Regions from separate parts of the Mus musculus genome. Here region 1 is linked to region 2. A link is a loop called in an ENCODE intact Hi-C map of the cell type or tissue named here. Cell type or tissue: gastrocnemius. All regions are shown on one strand. Links, peaks and the distances in the headings refer to the core of each region. The heading gives the core; the rest is flanking DNA. Region 1 overlaps Samd4 (sterile alpha motif domain containing 4). Region 2 holds the start of Mir378c (microRNA 378c).

The links. Hi-C counts contacts between places; a loop is a spot of excess contacts. Peaks named below come from ENCODE experiments on the same cell type or tissue, not always from the same donor. Only the 100,000 strongest peaks of a DNase experiment are listed, where the experiment ranks them.
Region 1: a loop joins it to region 2, with 2.2 times the contacts of the local background. A loop is called at or near these places in 5 of 42 quality-filtered maps.

The regions. Positions count from the first base shown.
Region 1 is chr14:46,896,355-46,907,825 of GRCm38, forward strand. The region is part of intron 2 of Samd4 (sterile alpha motif domain containing 4); the gene reads left to right. Among named protein-coding and RNA genes, the nearest start is that of Samd4, 19 kb to the left of the region's middle. In gastrocnemius, for the core only: no CTCF peak of the experiment used is centred there; no DNase peak of the experiment used is centred there; H3K27ac peaks cover 2,522 bases.
Region 2 is chr14:46,950,937-46,962,407 of GRCm38, forward strand. All of the region lies in intron 2 of Samd4 (sterile alpha motif domain containing 4), which reads left to right. Gm52120 (a long non-coding RNA gene) reads left to right here. Exons shown (of 2, transcript XR_003951144.1): 2 at 1-7,235. It overlaps Mir378c (microRNA 378c), which reads right to left and starts at 3,992; the gene lies at 3,894-3,992. In gastrocnemius, for the core only: a CTCF peak has its summit at 4,741 (motif pointing left); no DNase peak of the experiment used is centred there; H3K27ac peaks cover 1,857 bases.

The DNA of each region.
Region 1 (11,471 bases), core at 1,237-9,236, 55 kb before region 2:
AGAATCATACTTCTAACAAGATAGGCTCTTACTTAATAAGTTCCTGCTCTGTGCCAAGCATCTTCCTGAGTTACTCACCCACAGTACTTCAGTCACTTAGGGGATGGGGGCATGCTGCCATTACTCCACTTGGAAAAAAAAAAAACTCAGAGCATCCTTGCATCCCTCTGCTGCAGGGATCCAGGCTTATTCATTAAGAAAAGAAGCTGTGCCCCTTTGGGTGACTTGAAGATTCTGTAACTTTTATGAGCCATCAGGAGTGAAGAGCAGAGGATCAGATCTATTGGAAGAGGAAGAGGGGGACTATGGGGAGGGGCAGGAGCCGAGAGCTGATGAGCATCCTTAGACGACTTCCTTCCGGTCTCTTCATTCCGGCTATCCTTCTGTGTGGTTTGGGTCACCGACGTGTGACTTGTTGTTAGTGAGTTACACCTATAGAGCAGTTTTGTTCTCTTTTGAAGTAGGCAGCGGGGCAAGCTAGGTCAGCAGATGTCCAGCACTACCACATTTAAGGAAGGCTGTAAGGAGATGAGCAGAACAGTGCTGCCTTTGCTTTGAGCATGTGTCGACGCTCAAAGCTCTTGCAGCATGTCACGGTCGGGCTTCTGGATGAGGGATGCTCAACCCAAACTTGTGTCCCTCCCCCTCCCCCTTCCAGCCTCTTTTTCATTTCTCTTAGCACTTTGTGTGTGCTGAGCACTGGGTAGATACAAACTTTCTCCAATTATCAAATGGATGAATGGCACCAGGAGCGGAACCAGTGGTGGGAAATTAAAGCAATCTATTACAGTAGATAATGCACTCAGTTCGAAGACAGGACGCTCGCACACAGGAAGTGCCTAGCTGCTGTCTAACGTTTCCATTGTATAAGCATGGAAGCTTGGGGTTCAAGTGGTTGGCTATGTGGCTGAGGTGACCAGGACGCTTCGGAATCCCACGTTGAATGTGCCGTCCCATGAATGCCGAAGACCTTTTGGATACTTAAGAGAAATAAAAACATTGGGATTTAAAATAAAAAATACCAACCAGGTCTGGTGATATAGCTCATCTTATATAAGTGAGGCCCTGGGTTCAATCCCTAGCATAAATAAATAAGAAAAATACTTTAGAATTTGTAATGTTAGCCTTTAAGTATTTGCTGTAATGTTTTAGATATTTAAGCTAGGGTATATTACTTTGGACTTGCCCATTTCATGGTCTCTCTGCGTGTTCCATTTTTATCCCGTGTACCTTGGTCTCTTCTTCAGTAGTCTTCCTCTTTTTCTTTTTCTTTTTCTTTTTCTTTTTCTTTTTCTTTTTCTTTTTCTTTTTCTTTTTCTTTTTCTTTTTCTTTTTCTTTTTCTTTTTCTTTTTCCTCCTCCTCCTCCTCCTCCTCCTCCTCCTCCTCCTCCTCCCCCTCCTCCTCCTCTTCTTCCCCCTTAAGGGGAACAGATGCTTCTGCTGCCTCTTCATGGGTAGCAGGACCTTGGGAAGGAAGCAGGGTTTGCGAGTCTGAGGAAAGACTCGGGGACTGTGTTACTCAATAGCACAGGAGCCCTTGACTTTGACAAAGTAGGAATGGCTGGCTTAGATTAAGATCTCTTTAGGGCCTGCAATGCAAAGGTTTTTAGGGCCTAGCTTGAGGGCTATTAATCAAAATGGGCTCTCCTCTTGCCTGTAAATGGTGAGGCATTTCTGAATATTAATTTACAAGACATGTTGCAAAAACAGCTGGTCAAGACCTTTTCTGCTACAGCCTTTTGTTGAAGATTTGGGAAGACAGACCGAGGTCAGCTATGGGCACCTGTTTGTAGGGAAAGGGCTGCTGTTACTCCCAGTTGCTCTCTAACCACTTGTGACCTACATTTGATGTCTGACAACGTTCTCCTGGTTGACTCTTACCATACCGGACAACGTGTTGTATTGGGGCTGAGAGATGGTCTCTTTACCCACATTTCAAAGACGACCATCATTGAACTGAGCTTAAGATCCTCTCAGGAGCCTCCTTTGTTTCTCTGTTCATAATAAATTCAAGGGATGTGTGTGTGTTTGTGAGCATATGTCTGCACACATGCGTGCACATTTTATGGTGTTACATATGCAGAGAATTTGATGTCAAGTGTCTTCCTCCATCTCCCCATCCCTATCCCCCCTTTTTTGGAGGCAAGGTCTCTAACTGACCCTAGAGTCACAGACTGAGCTAGACTGACTACCCAAAGAGCTCCAGGGATCCCTCTACCTCTGCCCCCAGCGTTAACATTACAGACACGCACCACTGAGTCAGGATTTTACTGTGGGTGCTGCAAATCTGGACTCAGGTCTTTGGGTTTTCGCAGCAGGCTCTTCACCCAGTGTGCCATCTCCCCCAGTTCCTGCAGGTTTTATTTTTATTGGATGACAACTAGCAGTCGTATTTTGAATTTGCAGAGTGGTGTGTAGGAAGGCTTGGCTGGATTTTAGCATGTTTTATCCACAGTTCCAGTAATGTCCTCTGGGTTTATGCAGAGTCTGACTCAGCCGTTCTGAAGTTAGCCTAGATCCCAGCAGGAACTGGGTGTCATTCATGACTGCCTGCTGCTTGTGGGAGGGGATTTCATTCATCTACTGCATAGGCACATCCTGACTAGGGGTTCAATTGTGTGGGGGTGTGGATGTAGTCAGTCTCCCCAGGCTCCTCCTCAGTGTGCCTCATGTCTTGGGGCTGGCCAGCATCTTGCATGTGCCTCTGTGTAGAACTCCAGGAGAGGACTGATTCTGTTTACTACAGCTTGCCTTCATTGGGCCCTAGTTTATCTCCCATCCTCTAATACCATATCTGGTACGGAGAGGGTCTCAGTACCTTGCTTGTTCATTTTGAGACAGGGTCTCACTATGTATCTTTGGCTAGCCCAGAACTCACTGTGTAGACCAGATTGGCCTTGAACCCATATAGATCTGCCTGCCTTTGTCTCTTAAGTGCTGGGATTAAAGATATGTACCACCCTCAGGACATTTTGTTGTTGTTGTTTTAAGAAGGAACAAAATGGTGTAAAGAAACGTAACTTCTAGCTCCCTTCCAGAAGATATCAGCCATTTAGATCGTGAGGGAAATAGGGAGGCTTAAAGACGCCATAATAGGCACAAGATGGGGTTGTTGTCACGAAGTTTGTAATAAAGACTAGGTGAAAATACAGGCTTGGGACCTTGGCTTAGAAGCATGTCTTAGAAGGATGTTGCTTTCTAAATTCTATTTACACTTCTGGGCCCTCAATAGCCTCATCTGTGAGAGGAAGCTTCTTCTGTGGAAGACACAGGCCTACTAGCAGGATGATACACACACACGCACACGCACACGCACACGCACACGCACACATACACACACATACACACACACGCATACACACACATACACATACACACACATACACACACATACACACACATACACACACACACATACACACATACATACACACACACACACACACACATACACACACATACACACACACAGCCCTTTGTAAACGACATCAACATTATTTTTTCCTTCCTTCCTTCCTTCCTTCCTTTCCTTCCTTCCTTTCCTTCCTTTCCTTCCTTTCCTTCCTTTCCTTCCTTCCTTCCTTCCTTCCTTCCTTCCTTCCTTCCTTTCCTTCCTTCCTTTTTTTCCCTTCCTTCCTTCCTTCCTTCCTTCCTTCCTTCCTTCCTTCCTTCCTTCCTTCCTTCCTTCCTTCCTTCCTTCCTTCCTTCCTTTCTTTCTTTCTTTCTTTCTTTCTTTCTTTCTTTCTTTCTTTCTTTCTTTCTTTCTTTCTTTCTTTCTTTCTTTCTACAGGAGGTTAACAGCAATGCAGATGTTCAAAAAGACCAAGGCAGATAATTATATTTGGTTCTTCCTCCCCTGAGTTAGCAAGAATGGAAATAAAAGCGTAATTCTTTGAATGAGCAATGATCACCTGGGACCTGGGTCTGGGGGAGCTGGGATTATAAACTGTGGGCAGGGACCCCTGTAATCTAGCCTTTCTGTAACCTGTGTAGGTAAACTTTGTGTCAATTTTTGTGCTTCTAGTTCATTACCTAGTTGCATACTCTCTTTATGTACAAAGGACACAAAGATCATTGCTAAAGAATTCTTTTCAAAGAAGATGGGGCTCAGTGGTTAAGAGCACTTGTTGCTCTTATAGAGGGTCTGGGTTTTAAACCCAGAACCTACATGGTGGCTTACAACCCTCCCTGACTTCAGTTTCAGGAGATCCAACAGGCACCCCTATGGTGCACATATATGCATTCAGGCAAAGAATTTATACATACAAAATAATTTTTTAAATATTTAAAAAGGAATGCTTTAGAGGAAAGTTAGACAAAATCATATATTGTGATAAGTATCCCTGCCTATAAATATCCCAGTATGGGTATACATGGAGTGTTTTAAAAGATGAATTCTATACATTAGTTAGTGGTTTGCATTCTTTAATTGTTTTAATCATCATTTAAAAGAATTGCTTGTAAAAAGATAACATTTTGCAAAAGCTGTCATTTAACCTGAAATTATCTCAAGAAGACCTTTAAGAATTTTTCTTGCATACTTCAGCTAAATGAGAAAATAATTGTGTCTCTCTTATTACTCTTTGGTATTATTGCTACCTGTGCCCTCTCCTTTGAAGGTTGGAAGAGCATGAGGTTCCTTGTCAGAATTCTTTGTTGTTGTTTAAACAGGGCCTCTCTCTCTTCACATTCCTGTTGGGGGCAGAATGAGCGATGCTAGCACATTTTCAAGATTTTTGTGGCATTTGCCGATGATTTGAGCTTAGTTAAAACTCTAAAACCCGGAACAGTAAGGTCAAACTCGAGTCTCATGTGGTTCAGATGTTCAGTGTCCGGCTGCTGAGGTGATAGTCAGTATAACGTGTATATACTTAGCTCCATACACTTACCAGCAAGAGTTGGTTGAGAATATCTGTTGCTTTTTTAAAGCCTCTCTCTTACTTTCCCCCTGAAGGAGGAAGACGCTCTCCAGTGTTTAACATTTTTGCAATTTCACTGAACTCTGAGTTAGAGTGGAGTGTGGTATTCATTAGCAGCTCAGTCCTTGAATAGAGCCGAATTGTTTCCCTAAGACAAAGAAAGAGGCACTTTGTTGTCCGTGCCCTGACCTTCCCATTCCACCTCTGTACATCATGGGTGTGCACTTGGTAGGGTGGCTACGGTGCCGCCAAGATGTGCCAAATAAGAGCAACCTAAGGGTTCTAGGTTGAACCTTGGATGGGGAAAGCAAGACCACAACAGAATCAGAAGAGCGTGTTGCATTTGAATGTGAACTGCACACTAGGACATGTCCTGGTATCAGTTATCAGCATCCTTGTGTTGGAGCCCCTTGGTCATGTTAGGAAATGACGTCATAGTGGTTGCAGACTGAAGTCTGTATCTCCAGTGTAAAGCGACAAAGACTGAGGATTGATAATTTCCGGAAAGGTAGAGTCAGTTGTACTACAGAGTTAACTTTTGTACAGTTTGAAAGGATTTTTTAAAGGAGAAAACTAAACTGTTGTTACATTAAGCATTTAGCTAGCCTCTCAGAGCTTCTATGGCCAGAGCACTGGGTCTGGGAGGCAGAGCTTGTATGCCTCAGTGTTGTTCTGTGTGATCGCCAGAGAAATGGCAGGACCCTGGCCAACCTTGAACTGCAGATGCACCATGAATATCAGGGTATAATTCTACTCAAACCAAAAGACATTACTCATTGTGCATCTGTGAAGTGAAGTTAGCTGGAATGCCTGTAACTCCATTATTGAATCTGGCAACTCCATCCCTGAATAGCACTGCCCCAAGTCCCTAGGTGTGGGTGGCCCAGAGGTACACGTCTGCAATAAAGGACATACCTGACCTGGTCTGAACACAGGGCCAGGCTGTGTAACTAGGCATGATCACTTTGTCTTCCCTTTGATGGGTCATGGATCTGTGCTTTTTCCACCTCTCTGTAGCTGGAAGAATATTTTAAAGGGAGTCACCCACATCCTGACACTCCTTGGCAATTTTAAGATCTTCTCCCAACACTCTGGAGTAAAATGGATACTGGAATCTATTTTGACAGCTGTTGAAAAGCGAGGCTGTTTTTACAGGAGGTTAAAGAGGGTATTTGTAACACTCACACTTCAAGAAACCTTTTGAAAAGGTGTGCCCCTGTTCAGGCGAGTCTTTTGCAGAATTTAAATGGCTTTGGTTTTCACAGTTATATTACACATCATATCAAATGTAAAGGTTTCAAGGATCCTATAGCTAGCCATGATGCTTTTGATTAATTTCTACCACCAGTATAGCAATAGTATACTGCTATAGTATACTGCTATGGTATACTGCTATGGTATACTGCAGTAGTATAGTATGCCGTTTTCAATAACAGTGCCTTTTCGACTGTATAGTCTCTAAAAATAGCCAGCTTGTTATCAGCAGTCCCACTGAAAGCCCTTCCTCCTTAAAAGTGACCTTTGAGCAGTTTCATTAGGAATGAATATTTATAGCATTTTGTTGTTGAGCTGCTAAGAGAGGCTTGGTTCTAGATACGGTAACAGGTGGCTCCAGTCGGCCTGCTTCCGCCAAAAGCTGATCAGATGAAACGCTGCCTGACTTTACAATTGGACTGCGATTATGTACTAGACTGACATCACTTTTGGCAAGTTGTGTTCCAGTGTTGAGTTCCGGGTCCACAATGTGATGTCATATGCATGTCATGGTGGGAAAGAAAGCTTTTCCAACCATTTGTGACAGCTGAGGGGAAAATACCGGGGTCTTCAGGAGTAGACAGAGGGGCCGACTCTCTTCCGAGCTGTAGGTTTAAGCAACTGTTCTGATTAACCCTTTGAATTGAAATTTCCTTTAATCTCAGATCTCAGACCTGTGGCGTTGAAGGGGGCACTGTTGAGTTAAGCATCTTCAGAACGCTTTACCTGTAGTAGGCGCACAAAGTGGGACATGAGAGACTGAACTGGGCAACCAGTAAGGGCTACTATTTAACTTGGGCATAATTTAATGATTTGGAATAAAAGGTCTTTCCATTATGCTCTCTACCCAATTGCTTGGCCACACAACTACCATGTTTTCTGATTTAGAAAAGAATGTTCTGCTCTAGGTTTACACTAAATATGAATATAGCATAAAGAACTTTAAGTGTTAAATGGATCGAGTGAGTTTTGGCATGTGAGATAGTTCTCTTGTTTCCATGTTTTGTTTTGTTTTTAAATTGAGATTATAATTACATTTCTCCCTTCCCTTTCCTCCCGCTAAACCTGTGGTTCTCAACCTGTGGGTTGAGACTCCTTCACAGGGGTCACCTAAGACTATTGGAAAGCATAGATATTTGTATTATGATTTTAAACTGTAGCAAAATTACAGTCATAAAAGTAGCAATGAAATGATTTTATGGTTGGGGGTCACCACAACACGAGGAACTGATTTAAAGGAAGGTGGAGAACCACTGGTCTAGGCTGGCACCAGATCCCTCCTAACTCTCCTTCAAATCCATGGCCTCTTTCAGAATTGTTACTGTGTGCTTATGTGTTCACAGGAGCTGTTTAAGAGAAGATACACGTATTAGCTACACTGTCTCCTACACGGAGCAGTCTTATCAGTGTTACAAATCAGATCCTAGAGAACTGGGTAGAAAGGTGTTTCATTTTGTTTCGTTTTTAACAACCACATTCTTAGAGGAAGAACTGTATTTCTACTGCAGAAATTTGACAAAAGAGATAACAGCATAGTTCTTCAGGTTGTAAAACATCTTTTCTCTTTCCGTCAAGTCCACAATACTCTGATCATGGGAACATACTGCATAGAATATACATGTATTGTTTAGAGAAGACTAGATCAAAACTATCCTTGACTCTCATACAGGTCTAGTATTTTAACGACTGATGTAAATTCTGTAACTATAACATTTTAAATGACCATGTAGCATTCTGTTTTATGACAGGGCCACTTTCACTAAATCAAAACCCGTAGACTTGGACCTCCAGCTTATTTACCTCTTTATATTTTTAACAATGCTGTAATAAAAAAATCTTTTAAAGCAGTTATTAGTTCAGAATATATATCTATAGGTGCATTTTCTGGGTCATGCAGCCTAATACGTTTGGATTTGGGTTTGCTAGCCAACATATCTTTTTGCAAGGTTGGGCCTGGCATCCTCCCATGAACACTTAGGAGGCTCACTGACACAGTCTTCTACAGTGACTGCTGTGGATGAAAGGTCTCGCTGAAACTTGTGTCCTTACTGGATCCTTTTAGCGGCATTTCCCATGTTTTATGGTTCAGTGTGTTCATGCTTCCATTTTTTTTTCTGTCACAGTTTTCACTTGTTTCTTGTTAATTTATTAGTTCTCTGTCACATATATATTTTCTTTCATCAAGGATATATATGTGTGTATATATATATATATATATATATATATACATACACAAAACATATATATATATGTATTTGTATATATATGTATATGTATATCTGGTGTCTGGAAATTTAAAATTTGTGTGCTATTTATTGGTAGAAAAATATAGTTTTAGGATCAAGCAATGCTTCAATTAAAAGTTGTTTCTCGGGCTGGTGAGATGGCTCAGTGGGTAAGAGCACCCGACTGCTCTTCCGAAGGTCCGGAGTTCAAATCCCAGCAACCACATGGTGGCTCACAACCATCTGTAACAAAATCTGACTCCCTCTTCTGGAGTGTCTGAAGACAGCGACAGTGTACCTATATATAATAAATAAATAAAATCTTTAAAAAAAAAAGATTTATTTATTAAAAAAAAAAAAAGTTGTTTCTCAGCTGGGTGTAGTGACATGCACCTGTAATCCAAGCACAGGGCATGCTGAGGCAGGAGGATCACCATGAGTTTGAGATCAGCCTAGAGTACATAGAAAGACTTTTGTGTCAGAAAATCAAATCAATCCAAACCAAGCAAAATAAACCAAACCAACCAAACCAAATTAAAGTTTATGTCCCCCCCCCCCCAAATACTGTGGTTGCTTTTCTGATCATAGGAGGAGGTAAAGGTTAAATTCTAAATTAATCCTTTCACAAGAGTTTAAAAATTGTTAAAATTTCAATCTTAGTGTGTTAAGAGTTATGGATTATTTGTATATGCATTTGAAGACTATATCAAAGAACTCAAACAAGTGCATTTATTTTAGTTACAATTTTACAGTTTGGTCTATTTAATACCAATTGAAGACACATTAGTGATAAGACAAGAGTTAAAATGGATAAATGACTCCATCTGTGTGATATACGTGAGTGGTATTCTTAAAAATATTTTCTGCATCTGTCTTAGTCAGGGTTTGTGTTCTTGCACAAAACATCATGATGAAGAAGCAAGTTGGGGAGGGTTTATTTAGCTTACACTTCCACACTGCTGTTCATCACCAAAGGAAATCAAGACAGGAACCCACACAGGGCAGGAACTTGAAGGCAGGAGCTGATGCAGAGGCCATGGAGGGGTGCTGCTTACTGGCTCACTTCCCCTGGCTTGCTCAGCCTGCTCTCTTATAGAACCCATGACTACCAGCCCAGGGATGGCACCACCCACAATGGGCCTTCCCCCTAATTGAGAAAATGCCTTACAGCTGGATCTCATGGAAGCATTCTCTCAAGGGAGGCTCCTTTCTCTGTGATAACTCCAGCTTGTGTCAAGTTGACACACAAAACCAGCCAGTATAGCATCTAACTTAAGTTGTCCATGTAAGTACTAAGATGTCACTAGTTTGCAGAATTATTTAGTAAATCGGGTGATGTCAACATCAGTCAGTGATGCTCCCTCGGCAGAACAAGATGGCTGGGGCTCGCCACTCAGTGATGCTCTAAGGGAAGAAGAGGCTGATGTTCACTCCTCTCCCAGATTGTGTATCTCCTAAAGAAAGCCATGCTGACCATGTCTCTAACCCCTCCTTTTAGATGTTTGGCCTGTTTTATACTGATTTAAATGTGTTGTGAATCCTGAATTCCTTCATTCACACTGTTCTTTACATTTCTCCCTTCCCTTTCTTCCTTATCCTTGAATGGATGTATCTGTCTATTATCAGAACATCCACCCAGAATGAAAGACCCATGCAAAGAGGGTGCTGGGACTTTCCACTCTTCTTCCCCCAGCCTGAAATCTGTCTCAGGTGCTACGCTATAAAAGACAAGGAGGCGCTAGTCGTCCTCCCTTTTCTGTCTCTTGGTGTCACTGTGTTTTCTCTTCTGCTCGGGTCATACACCTGGTCAGTTGGACCAGGTCCTTCCAAGGAGTGGCACTGCATTATTTTCATGGCCTTCCTATGAGTGACATAAAAACCCCAGATGAGGACAATTTGTGAGCCCAATGGGCAACATGCTGTCACAACAGAGCAGGTAGCACTTTCCAGACATGGCAAAAGCAGCCTCTGCAAAGCAGGCGGGCAGGCATCAGCAATGAGCAGGGGCATTTCCAGCTCTGGGTTCTTCAGCTGCTTCGATAACCACAGGACTCTGAGCCTCAGTTTCCTGAGAGCTGCACCACAGAGGACTCAGAGGTTAAAGTTTATGTCATGCCTTGTGTTTCTCAGTCGCTGCAGTATCCTCTATGCTCTCAGTCAGTGCCCCTCACAGGTGGTACCCAGGAGGATGCACAGGGCATCATAACAATGTTTGAGGGCATCATAACAATCGGTTTTCAGCACACAGTGATGGAGATACCCAACTCTGTAATGTGTGAGATGGTCATGAAAGGAGAAACCATCCCACCAGAAAGCCAGTGGTGCTGACTCCAGCTCTATCCAGTAGCTTGTAGCTGTTGCTGGTGTCTAGGGAACTGTGCAGATTTGTGGTGGTACTTGGGTTTTACAACGTTAAGGGATAGGTTAGTGGCCTTTGCCAGTGAGGCCAAGGATGCTAGATGCTCTGCGAAACTCAGGGCAGTTGCTTTTCCCATCCTGCTCCAGTCTGAATGTCTGATAGCACCTGTTCTTTAGGCAAAAGTAGTGTTTGCACAAATGGAGGCAAGTTTGCATTGTGTCTTGAGACTCTTCCAGGAGTCCTTGCTCACACTGACATCCCTACTTGTGATGCTGAAACTGGCATGCCAATCTGCATACCCAGTAATCCCAGTGATGTAGCCGAGGGACAGGATCTGGCCACTGCATTGGGCCAGAAAAGTTTCTGCCTGAATACTTACTTTCATAATGCCTCTTACGGTCATATGAATGATTTTCTTTCCCTTTTCCCCTTACAGTGAGGTTATAGTGATTGGTTAAAACTATATGCTGATTTAGATTTGATACCTGATGTTCATCTTAGTCTAGTCCTAGTCAAGGGGGCGTGAACAGACTGGCGACTGAACTCTTCCACCTGCCTGCATTCACTGTCATGTAGCATGGGCCACCCTCCTGCATTCGCTGTCATGTAGCATGGGCCACCCTTCCTTATGAACTGTGCTTTACCAAAGTGGCTTTCTCTCTGTGCTCTGTCTTCTCCCCCCTCTGTGTGTGCCTCATCTTCCCCTCTGAGTCC
Region 2 (11,471 bases), core at 1,206-9,205:
CACGGTTATTTAAGGATGGTCTCAGGCACCAGCGTGGACCAGTCATTGCCCAAAGCCTCCACCTTATTAAGCACTTGCCAAATGGCCGGCTCCTGTTCTTCCTTCCTTCCTGGAAGCCTTCTCAATCCCCAAAGCTATTTTTGTAGCAAAGAGATTATGACAACATATGGAGGCCTCACTCTGCTCCCCCAGAGCACAACAAAGTCTTGTCTTTGCTTCAGCCAGCCACTTGGTGAATGCCACAGGCTTTGGGCAACTGTGAGTCCTCGTGATTTGTGGGACTTTACCAGAGAGCCACAGCACACACGGCAGCTGGTCTGAAGAACATACTAACCTGATGTTTCCCGTTCGTGTGGGGCATGGAATCTTCTCCATTTGTCAAGCAGAGTTGGTCCTGTCAATCCCACAAATCCCTGGGTGTATTCACATCTCTGCCTCGAACAAAGGCAGTACAATCCTAGAAGATTGGCGTTCTGTGAGCAGCTCAACGCAGTGAGGGTTGTTGAAGACTTTTAGCGTTAAATATATTCTCTCTTTTCAAATAAACATAAAAGGAAAGGAAAAGTTGTGATGAATTGTCAGCTCTCGGTTTAAAATCGGACTCATCTGTAAGCAAAACATTATCATTCTTTGAGCAACAAGCAAATCTGAGTAAGCGATTGCCAGTCATTTATTACAGTGTTCTCTACCGTCTCAGGATAGAGCACACGGCGAGTTATAGCAGAATCCCCAAACTAATTTATATCATCATGGCAACTAGTTGTAATAATTTCCAGCCAGGCTCGAAATTGAAAAGTTCATTTTGTTGTCTGGATCCATGGCCGTTCCACGAGAGCAGACACTTGGCAGCTCAATTTTTAAACGTTGTTGAAGAAAAATCCCTCCCTGTGCCGATCAGGTTGTTTTGGCTTTGGGAAACTTAGTGCTTTCTAAAGAAAATCTGACCATGTTCAAGTTTCTTCACCTTAGGGCACAGAAGTCCTCTCTCTTGTCTTATTGTGGGTCTGAAGGCTCCAGATTCACTAAGCTCGAGGACACAGCCAGTTAGATTTGTGACCCCTACCCCTCAGTGCTAACAGACCCCGGCACGTTAATACCTCCTGCCTCTTGTTTCTTCATCTCTGTTACTGAAAAATGGCCTTCGTTGTAAATCTGCTGATGAGATTATGTGAGATTATGCTTTACCACTCCCATCTGCAGGCTTGATCATGGGGGGAAATATGATGTAGGTTAACTCAGAAGGACACCTCAGCATGCGTTTCTCATCTGCATCCTCTACCCCCCTTAATGCATCTTACACATCACCTACGAAGGTTTCAGGTCAGGGGTGAAAGGGCCAGATGAGGTCTAGGAGGGTGGTCAGCTACCTGTGTAGGGACACTCTTCATGGCCACCATCAGTTGGGCCACATAAAGCAGCAGTGGCCAACACCTCCCTTTATGGCTGGTTGTTAGTCGGCTTTGATTGAGTGTGTATCTTTTGCTCAGGGATTTCAAACTAACCAGCACACTCACTCTGCTGCTTGCCTATCTCAATGAGATGTCCTGAGCAACAGCTGCGGGTAGGGTGTGTGTGTGTGTGTGTGTGTGTGTGTGTGTGTGTGTGTGTGTGTGTGTGATGAGCAATAGTTGAAACACACATATACTCACACCCTTGCTGCTGGTTCCTGATTCTTCTTTATCTGGCTTCTCAACAAGGAAGGACATTGAAAGATCTGACATTCTGGTATTGACTTTCCCTTTAAAATACTAGATCCTTAGAATTCCTTTTCAACAGACTGTGTCTGGCCAGAAAGTCTACATGAATTGAAGAATTGAAGCAAAATATTTGTATTTGACTGAAAATATATATAACTTTGGGATTTTGTTTGCAACATGTTTTCAGTCCAATATCTGAAGACGTGATACTGGAGCCACGCCAGGGAAGGGTCGTTCCTGTTACTGCTCCTCCAGGGGAACAAACCAAACATATCACCACTGTTTTTTCTTTCCCTGGAAACTTACAACCTACCCCCAGCACTTGACAACTTGGTATTTGTTCTGGGGATTTCCATCTGCACTCTGGTTTTGTGACTTCATTTTTGCAACCATAGAGATTGGTGGCTAGCCTGTGAAGTATCTTACCTATGTTTGGGATGTCAGGGGTCCTTGTTAACATTGGTGCTTTTATCAGACAGTCCTGTATGGGACCCTCCCACGGATGTTGCCTGTTCCCTATGGAAAGAGCCTCTTTCCTGCATGTAGATGGTTTTGGCTTACCTAGGGAGAAGCTGGCAGTCTTGTTTGCAGACTTTCGTTTTTCATCAGCAGTCCGGTGGTGACAGTGAGCCCTAGCTGTTTCTTCCAGTCACTGGCTCACAGGAATGGTGCTGAATGCTTAGAGGTAGCACAGAGCTTCAGGGATTGCAGGAGCTTCACCAATGTGCCCTCACTCTAGCCCTCCATTGTCACAGCAGTAGGTCTTACCTCATGGTTGATTAGTGTGCTTGGTGCCTTGGGGCAGGCTGTGGGGGACAATGCCATGGCGTGTCTGCACCAATTTCTCAACAATTACATTTTCAACTGCCTACTGCCCCCTTCCACATAGGTGACTTCATTTTTGTCTCCACTACAAAGAATTCCTCTCACAATAGGATTCTTGCAGGTTTCTTCTCCTCCTCTAGTGTTTCCCTTGCTCTCACCCTGCCTCTCTGCACTCTTTCAGTCTTGGTGAATAAAGGGTCCTCCCCCCCCCCCTTTTTTTTACTTCCTAAGACTTTTATCATCTGAGACAATGATCTCTTCAAAAGAAAGTACATGCTGAGGAAATCCCCCTTGATGAGGGCTGGGAATCCCAGCCTTTGCTTGCTTTCCTGCCTGTGGGCTCTGTGGCATTATTCACTCACAGTTATCTTTAGGATGGACCAGACAGTGTGCGTAGGGCTTGGTTGTGGGCTCTGTTGGTAAAGCTCTAGCTATGCGGCCATGAAAATCTGTCTTTGAACCCTTGGAACCCAGGTAAAGGTTAGTGTAGTAGTGTATATCTAATCCCGGTGTTCGTGTGTCAAGGAGGAAGGTGGAAACAGGAGAACCCCGGCAACCTCCAGGTCCAGGTAGCCTGGGAGACACAGTGGTGAATAAAGGAGAGCCCCTGTCTCAAACAGGGTGGAAAAGGTCAGGGCTAACACCTGGGGCTGTCTTAGGGCCTTCACATGCAGGCCAGTTCTCTCTCTGTCTCCCAGGAACCTTTTTTTTTCACATGCACACAAGAGACAATTCATGGAAAGTTCTCAAAATAATGCCAGATATGCCATAGTCACCCAGTAATGGCTCCATCACCAGTGTCCCTTTCATCACCAATGTTTCCAAGAAGATACCGGGTCTATAAGCAAGATCCTCCTGTGTCTTTATGCTACCGTTTCATAGATCACAACCCGTATCTCCACTGAGACACATCTAATGCAATACTGATTTCTTCTTTTTGTTTTTCCCCTTCAGTACTTGGGATTAAACCCAGTCTTTGTGTTGTTAGGCAAACACTACCACTACGCTGCCCCCTCCCAGTCCCCTCTCCCCATTTAGGGTCTCTCTAAGTTACTTAGGCTAGATTTGAACTCACTCTAGCTCAGGCTAGCCTTTAACTTGAAATCCTTTTGCTTCAGTCTCTGTAGTAGTTGAGGCTACAGGCCTGCATCACTCAGGCTCAGGATCCCTTCTACAGGATAGTCTTTTTATGCTTTCTTTTCTGTTTTTTTTTTTAACTACACTCATGAGTTTTTTGAAAGCAGTGTTACAGAGTTTTTGTTTTGTTTTGTTTTGTTTGTTTTGTTTTGTTTTGTTTTGTTTCTTGCATTGAATCCATATAACAACAGCCCTACGAGGCACTGGCTCTTCTCCACTTATATTTGAAAACCTTCCAGATCAGATAGACTACATGTTGGGTTTAACACACCCAACTAATGAGAGGCTAGCCCAGTCCTCAAACCCAAGGCTTCTGACTCCAAGTCCAGTATAGTTTTGTTTTGGTTTTCTATGTGGGGTCGTGGGTGTGTACATGTATGTGTGCACATGGTTCGTGTGCGTGTGTGTGCATGCATATGTGTACATGTGTGTGTGTGTCCCCCTCCCCAGTAGACAATCAATCTTCTGAGATTTTACCAAAAAGTCAACAAGTTCTAAGTTCCCCAAATGGTAGATATTAATTCTGAGTCTCTCTCTAAGAGTGTATGTCTGCTTTCCCAGGTTAGGCTTGAGTTCCCTCCTGACATCTCACTAAGGGTGGAGCCAAAGGTCATGGTAATGCAGATGAAACTCTGCTGAGGCTGGTAGTCATCCTGCAGGAGGAAGTGCAATACAAGGGCACCCTGGCTAGTGAGAACAAGCCCTCTGGGATTAAAGGGGGAGCAGGTGTTGCTGCCCTCACCCTCCAGTCACCCTGGCAATGCCTCTCCAAGGAGAGTCCTTTCTGATCCATAGGGCCCTGAAGCATCTTAAGGCCTGATCCCATATCCTCAAACAAGCCCTTGCCCCGTGACCCCCAGGTACCCTTTGCTCTCTTTGGCTCACTTATTCTGCCTTCTCGACATCTCTGAATGAAAGGGAACCACAGAAAAGGGAGCATACAGAAAGTCAGACTCCAGAAACACTTACCCTACTTGTGGAACTCCCCGAGTAAACTTGTGCTTGGTGGAAGTCAACACAAACAGTGAACATTCCATGTCAGCACTGTTGACAAAGTGTAAGCCTCACGCCCTCAACTGGCTGTGTTTTTAACTGTCCCAGTGCCACTGAGAAGGATGCTAGCACATGCTTGTCCACTATGGAAATACCAGACTTAAGCTAGAGAGTCTTCTCGGCTCAAATCTATGCAGGTGAACGCTCAGTACATTGTTATCAGCTCTCGTGACCTATTCAAAAATATTCTGGAAATGTTTTGACCATGTGCTTAACCACTTTAATTTCCAGTTAGGCTGGCCGCAGGGATTAGTGTGCTCTTGGGAGTTCTGTGGTGTTAAAAGACCGCTGGAGAAGTATGTGCGGTCAAGCATCCCAGGTATGTTTAAACCTTCAGTCCCTGCCGAGTCTGTGTGTGCCATCAAAGAATGTTTTGTTAAGCAGGTCAGAGAGATTTGATTACTTCTTGTCTGCTAAGACAAGAGTGGAAAAACTACTTCCTTTAGATTTGAAAGAGAATTAATCACAGGATTTTGTTTATTTCTTTCTGTCTCTTTTCACTTTCAGCCTAGAGAACAGGAGCCAGCCTTTGTACCAAAGAGTAGGAGAAAAGAGGGTCTTAATGGAGGCTTCGGAGGCCGCTTTACGCTGAACTGGGGACATGGTGAAGTCAGGAAGCGGCATCAAGACAAATGTCCTGGTGGCAGCTGTGGGGAAGCAATCAATGCAAGGTCACTTGTGTGACCCGGAAACTTGAGAGCTAACTACTGGGATGTGTATTTGATTGCCAGCCATAAGCTAAGGCGAAGTACAACTTTTGTGTTAGGGAACTTTGTCATTCTGACCAAGACGTCTACTTTGTCACAGACTTGTGAACACAACTCTTCTAAAACAGGAGTATCATCAGGTGTTGAAAGGATGCCATAGCTGTAATTGTGCAGTGTCTTAACTTAGATGCTGATTCATAATGGGTAAGGTTTATTGGGTACCTACTAGGTGCCAGGTAGTTGGCTACTTTCTCTGCATCAATTATTTTATTTGATCTTCAGTGCTTTACCAGCTGGGCATTATCTTTCATTGCCATGTCACGAGGGGGGAATTCAGCAGGATTCATCCCACAACTGATAACTGGAGGTGCCAGACTGGGCAGACTACATTCAAGTCTGTAATCTCATCCTACTATCTATCTGCCAACCACAGGCCAATTGTTTAGTGGGCCTGGGTGATGACACTCAACTTTGGTTCCAGTGGACTCCTGAGTTTATAAAACTGTAGTGTGTTCACGAGTACAATCCGGTTTGGGAATTGAGTGTGTGAGTGGAGTGTCGTTGCAGGAATGCAAGATGACAGGCAAGATGACATGACTTTTAACAAGGCAGGAGCAGAGATGGCCAAGAGTTGAGGTTGCCCATGGTGTCTACTGTAATGTCAATGAACCATTCCATGTGAGAATAAGGTAACATGCTGTGTGTACCACAGTGGATGCCATGTTTGCTTGAGCTGTTACCTAAAGGTTAATCTGTGTGTGACTACACGTATGTATGTATACATGTGTGTGTGCCAGTGAACATGTACAGGGAGGCTGGAAATCAACCTTGAGTGTCATTCCTCAGGTGCTGTCCACACTGGTTTCTGAGACAAAGTATTATTCAGCCTGATGACCGATTGACCAGTGATCTCCTGTCTTCCTCCCCAAAGCTGGGGTTACCAGCACACCACCATGCCTCCATCTCTGCAAAGCTGGGGTTACCAGCACACCACCATGCCTACATCTCTGCAAAGCCGGGGCTACCAGCACACCACCATGTTTCTACCTCAGGGGTCAGACTCGGGTCCTTGTGCACTTTACTCCTTAAAGACTGCTTTTTCTCCTTAGGCCCACCTGAGCTTCTTATGGGACAGTCTATGGAGTGGATACCAAGGTTAAGGACCCTCAAGTGCAGACTTAGTATTTTAAAGTTCTTTCTGGTACAGCTTTAAAAATTGTTTACAATGTCTATGAAGTTATATAAACTGTCAGACCTGAGGCTTTAAGAGACAATGAGCAAACTTGTGCTGTCCTACCCTGGCTGCCCAGACTTGAGAGTTACAGTTTCTCCTTTCTGAAACTGCCTGGCCTTCAACTTTTTAAATATATATTTTAATAGATTTATGAATGACTCCTTATGCGATCTTAATTAAAAAGAGCATAACAATCCTCTTTGGAAAAAACTTTAAATCGTGTTTTTAAGAAAGCACAAGACGTAAAATTTATGCATATCGAATTTTATTTCTCCCACTAAAAATAAATATGACACTCTTCTGGGGAATACATTTGAATTGCAAAAATATAGCTAACTGTCAACCTTAGAGATGCAACAGAGTATTAAAAAGAACTTTCATTTTGTTTTGGATCTTTCAGAAAAATGCCAAAAATAAATAAATAAATAGGCATCAAAGGCATTCCTGCTCACAAGTCCTCACATGTATGTAATCATTCGAATTTGGCAGTCCAGAGAATGAGGCTATTCTTGAGTTGTGACTGTTAGGAATATTGTGTCTTGGAGCTGGGGAGATAGATCAATAGTTAAAACACTGGTTAAAGCTGCTCTTCCAGAAGATCCAGGTCTGGTTTCCAGCACCCACATAGTGGCCCACAAGAGTCTGTAATGCTAGTCCCATGGGATATGATGCCCTCTTCTGGCCTTTGAGGGCACCAGGCACCCATAGGGTGCACAATCATGTATAGAGGCAAAGCACCCACACACACACACACACACACACACACACACGCACACACACACACACACACACACACACACACACACCCTTTAAAAAACATAGAAATGTTATGTTTTGCAAGACACCTGCAGAAAGGTCCCTGTGTCTTTCTTTTTTCTTTGTCATATAACCAGTGGTATTTCATTAATAATAATAATAAAATCAAAAGAGATTTTGAAAGAAGATAATGGAGCTTTCCTAAATTAACTGGGTTACTCTGTCCTTCATATTACCCCATCTCTTATCATAAATAAGTAATTCTCATTATAAAGGCCAAGTAAATTAGACCATATAATTTTGAGCCAAGTTTCCCTTGGGCTCCATTCTGTATGGTAGACAAAATAAGTAATCGTGAGATTCGTTTTCTTCATGCAGCCTACCTTTGGTTACCAGAGACTGATTACAAAGGTCCCATTACCTAGGATCTGATTAACATTATAAGTGATGCCATTCATTTGCACAGCAGAAAGTCAAGTCTGTGTCAAATAGACTGAACCCATTATGCGTCAGTATAGGTAAGAAGCAGTTGAAGATGTTTTCAACACCCGTCTGTCCACAGGAAGGACTAATGATGTCACTACTGGAGCTGCCTCACATATAGAGCACATGAACCTCAAAGAGAGGGCAGAACTGTACTTCCACACTGGGGCACCAGGGATCCACTGTGGGGACTGTGCATATGTGAGAGCCTGGGGCAGGAGATGATGTTCTGGTGCAGTTGGTCCCAGCTGCTGCTGCTATTGGTGTAGGCTGCACACATTGAGGACTCGGGCTCAGGGCATGTAGAAGCCATAGCAAAAAGTTGTCATATACAAATATATTTGACCCTGAACTTCAGCTATTGAAAGCAAGGAAAGATGTCCTCTCCAAAAGTGTGGAAGGCGTTGCCTATTTTCTTTTCCCATTGAGATGAACTCAGACACGTTCAGTGCAGACAAATATTCATGTGGTTTGGATTACAATCCCCTGCCCTCCAGCCCTGTTATTGTTGCAGTTCCTTGGGAGTTTTCAAAAAGACCGGCACAGTGAGCTCTACCCTCCCCATTGAGCCTCATTCCACAGACATTTCACTTTTAAAGTAAAATCACCCTTCTAGCATTTAAGGAGTGGAAACCTGTTCAACTTGCCAAGTATGGGTTCACCATTCCTGAGACAAATTTTCCAAAGGGGTGGAAAAATCTACGCTTTATATAGTAGACAGAATGGAAACGTTTGAATTCATGGTACTCTAAAACTATTTTCCAAGGTTCGATATTGAAGGCATACAGATTACAGTGCAGCTGAAGATGTTCATTTAGCCCTGTCTGGCAAGAGATTACATTTGAACTTCCTTCCCAGTGTGCTTTCGGCCTCCTCCTGTAATATTTAAGTTTATTGTTTTTATTACTCTTCAGTGTAATTGATGTACTGCCAACAGCCTCACTGACAGAAGCCATGTATAACCTATGGCTAAGTGATTTACAGATATACACTCATTTAATTATCACTATAAGAAAACTTTTTTACTTTAAGTAGAAGCTTCTACTGAGAATTCTAAAAGATTACATAGCCCCCAGGCTAATAATTGGCAGCATAGATTTAGGCCTGGAGAACTCTGAAGCCTGGACATTTCCTAATGTGTTATCATCTTTATTAAAACATGTTCTTTTGTGTTTGGCACAGAAAAGGCATAAGAGCCAAGCCAGCATTGAAGAGATCGATATTAGTTTGTAAATATTTGCACAGTAAATAAGGCTACTGAAATAAAAATTGAGTTTATGTAGCATAGGGCATACAATCTAATTTTTGCTTGAAAATTGGGGGGTGGATCTCAGGAGCTCCCTAAAATGAAAAGCTGGGGCCTAAGGAGAACAGGTTGGTTGAAGGGCTTGTCGGGCATGTGATTTACTCATTGTTGGTTCAGTTGGGGGAAGGTGGTAAGTTGTAGCACTTTCAGGAGACCTTTCCATGCTGATAGGACAGGCTAGCATAGAGGCTCATTAACCACATATAAGTAGCCAAGGTTAGCATGGCCGAGGAACGGAGGTTTTTCATCTTAAGTAGCTGGAACTTAAATAGCCACACGTGGGTAGTGGGCGCCCATATTAAACAGCACACGGCATAGAAGACAACAGGAAAGTTGAGTAACCAGAGATGGGGGGGATGGAATGGAGAGGCTGGTTGAACTTTGTGAACGATCACTCTGAATACAGTCCTGAGGAGACTGCGGTGAAGGAGATAGAAGACCTGTGAGCTCTTGTTCCTGTTGCCAGTTGAGATGATGGCTCAGACCAGAACAGTGCCTGATGTGGGGACGAGTGGTCAGTGTCTAGAGGGCTATTTTGAAGGCGTTAATAGGCATGATGTGGAAGAAATGAGTTAAGATGACTCTAATTTTTTTGTTGTTGAATTGGTTGATATCTATATCTATATCTATATCTATATCATCTATATCTGTATCTATATATTGAGATTGAAACACTGAGTGAGTACCCAAGTTTTCAACCAAGGTCAAGTTTTAAGCACATTAAGTTGGTTTCCTATTAATACTGGAGGCAGGGGATGAGGTAGGCTGTCAAATAGGCAACTGAAGATGTGGCCCTGGAGTTTTCTCCTGGTGTGGTGAGTCATGGTTTAAGGCATCATAGGGAAGAGAGAAACTAGAGGAGAAAAATGAGCTAAGTGGCCTGAGAACTCAGGGTGGGGCGGAGGTCCTAAAGGGCAGAGGTCACAGGTTCCCCTTTGTCGCGCCCGCTCTCGACCAGCAAGAACGACGCGACCACCAGTCCTTCTAACAGCAGTTTATTCAGTCCTGATTCTTCTTGTTTATATCTCCCCGGAACCCTGGGCCTCTCACTCCTTTTATACTCTCTCTCATCCACGCACCGCAGGCCACGCCCCCTCGCCAGTCACGAGGCTTCAGCTAATCAGGGCAGCAGGGGCAAATCTCCACCAAATTGGATTCACCTGTATCCTGGTACACCTGCGCAGCACTCAAGATGTTTGTGTCTTATATGAGGAAGTCAGGTGCAAGTCATATGACTTAGCTGCAGTCCCTGGCGTCTTTGGGACTGCCGCCACACCCGCTCCCCACACCCCTTGGAGGAAGGGAATCAATCTTTGGGAGGAACGAGCTATCCTGGACATGATGTTATTATTATACCTGAAAGCAGAGACCGTTGTGGTAGGGAGCATGAAGCTAGAACATATTCAAGGGCTTCAGAGAGGTTCTGGGTAGAGGGATAGGGTAGGTGAAGGAGAACTCTAAGCTTAGGAACCTACAGACAGAGCTACCAGGCAGAAGTCACCCAACAGGATGACTTTGTCCAGGGGTAAGTCAGTTGTTGCCTGTCCCTGGTACATGAAGGTATTTATGGGCTATTTAATGGAATTTCATGCCTCAGGCTTGGATAGCAGAGTTGGAAGGGTTGGCTTAAAATGTTTTTCTCAAGACAGTATAAAGGTCAGAATTTAGGAGAAATGTATGCTGAAAAAATATTAGTTTATTTTAGAAAGGGAAACTTTTTTCTACTTTTTCCTTATTTGCCTGTGAGTATTTGTCACACACAATCACCTTGCCTGCGTTTTTATAAATGTAAGACTTCCATTTATGTGTCACTTCTCATTTTTTTAAAAATGTTAAAATAACCACGGTTGATCTATTTGGTATTTATTTCTAGTCCATTCACATTTTTAACCATTCAAATTTTTGCTTTAAAAAGCAAGATTATTATGTTTTTAATCATCATTACCGACTTCCAGTGTATCATAGGGTATTATAAGGAGCTCCAGAGAACCCCTACTTGAATGATTACTCCAGAGATAATTCTGTCTTCTCGCTCTCCTTTTTCTGTTCACTGATCCTCACCTGACAAAGTCAAAAGGACTATGAGCAATGAGATCTAAATCCATGAGACTCACAACAAGTTAGAAACACTGATCCAATTGAGGAGGGAGCCCTGGGGGAATAGTTCCTCTGCAAACATGAGGCCCTGAGTTCTATCCCCAGAAGTCACGCAAAATAAAAAAATAAAAAATAAAATAAAAATTGTAAGGGTTCTAGAGAGATGGCTGAGCAGT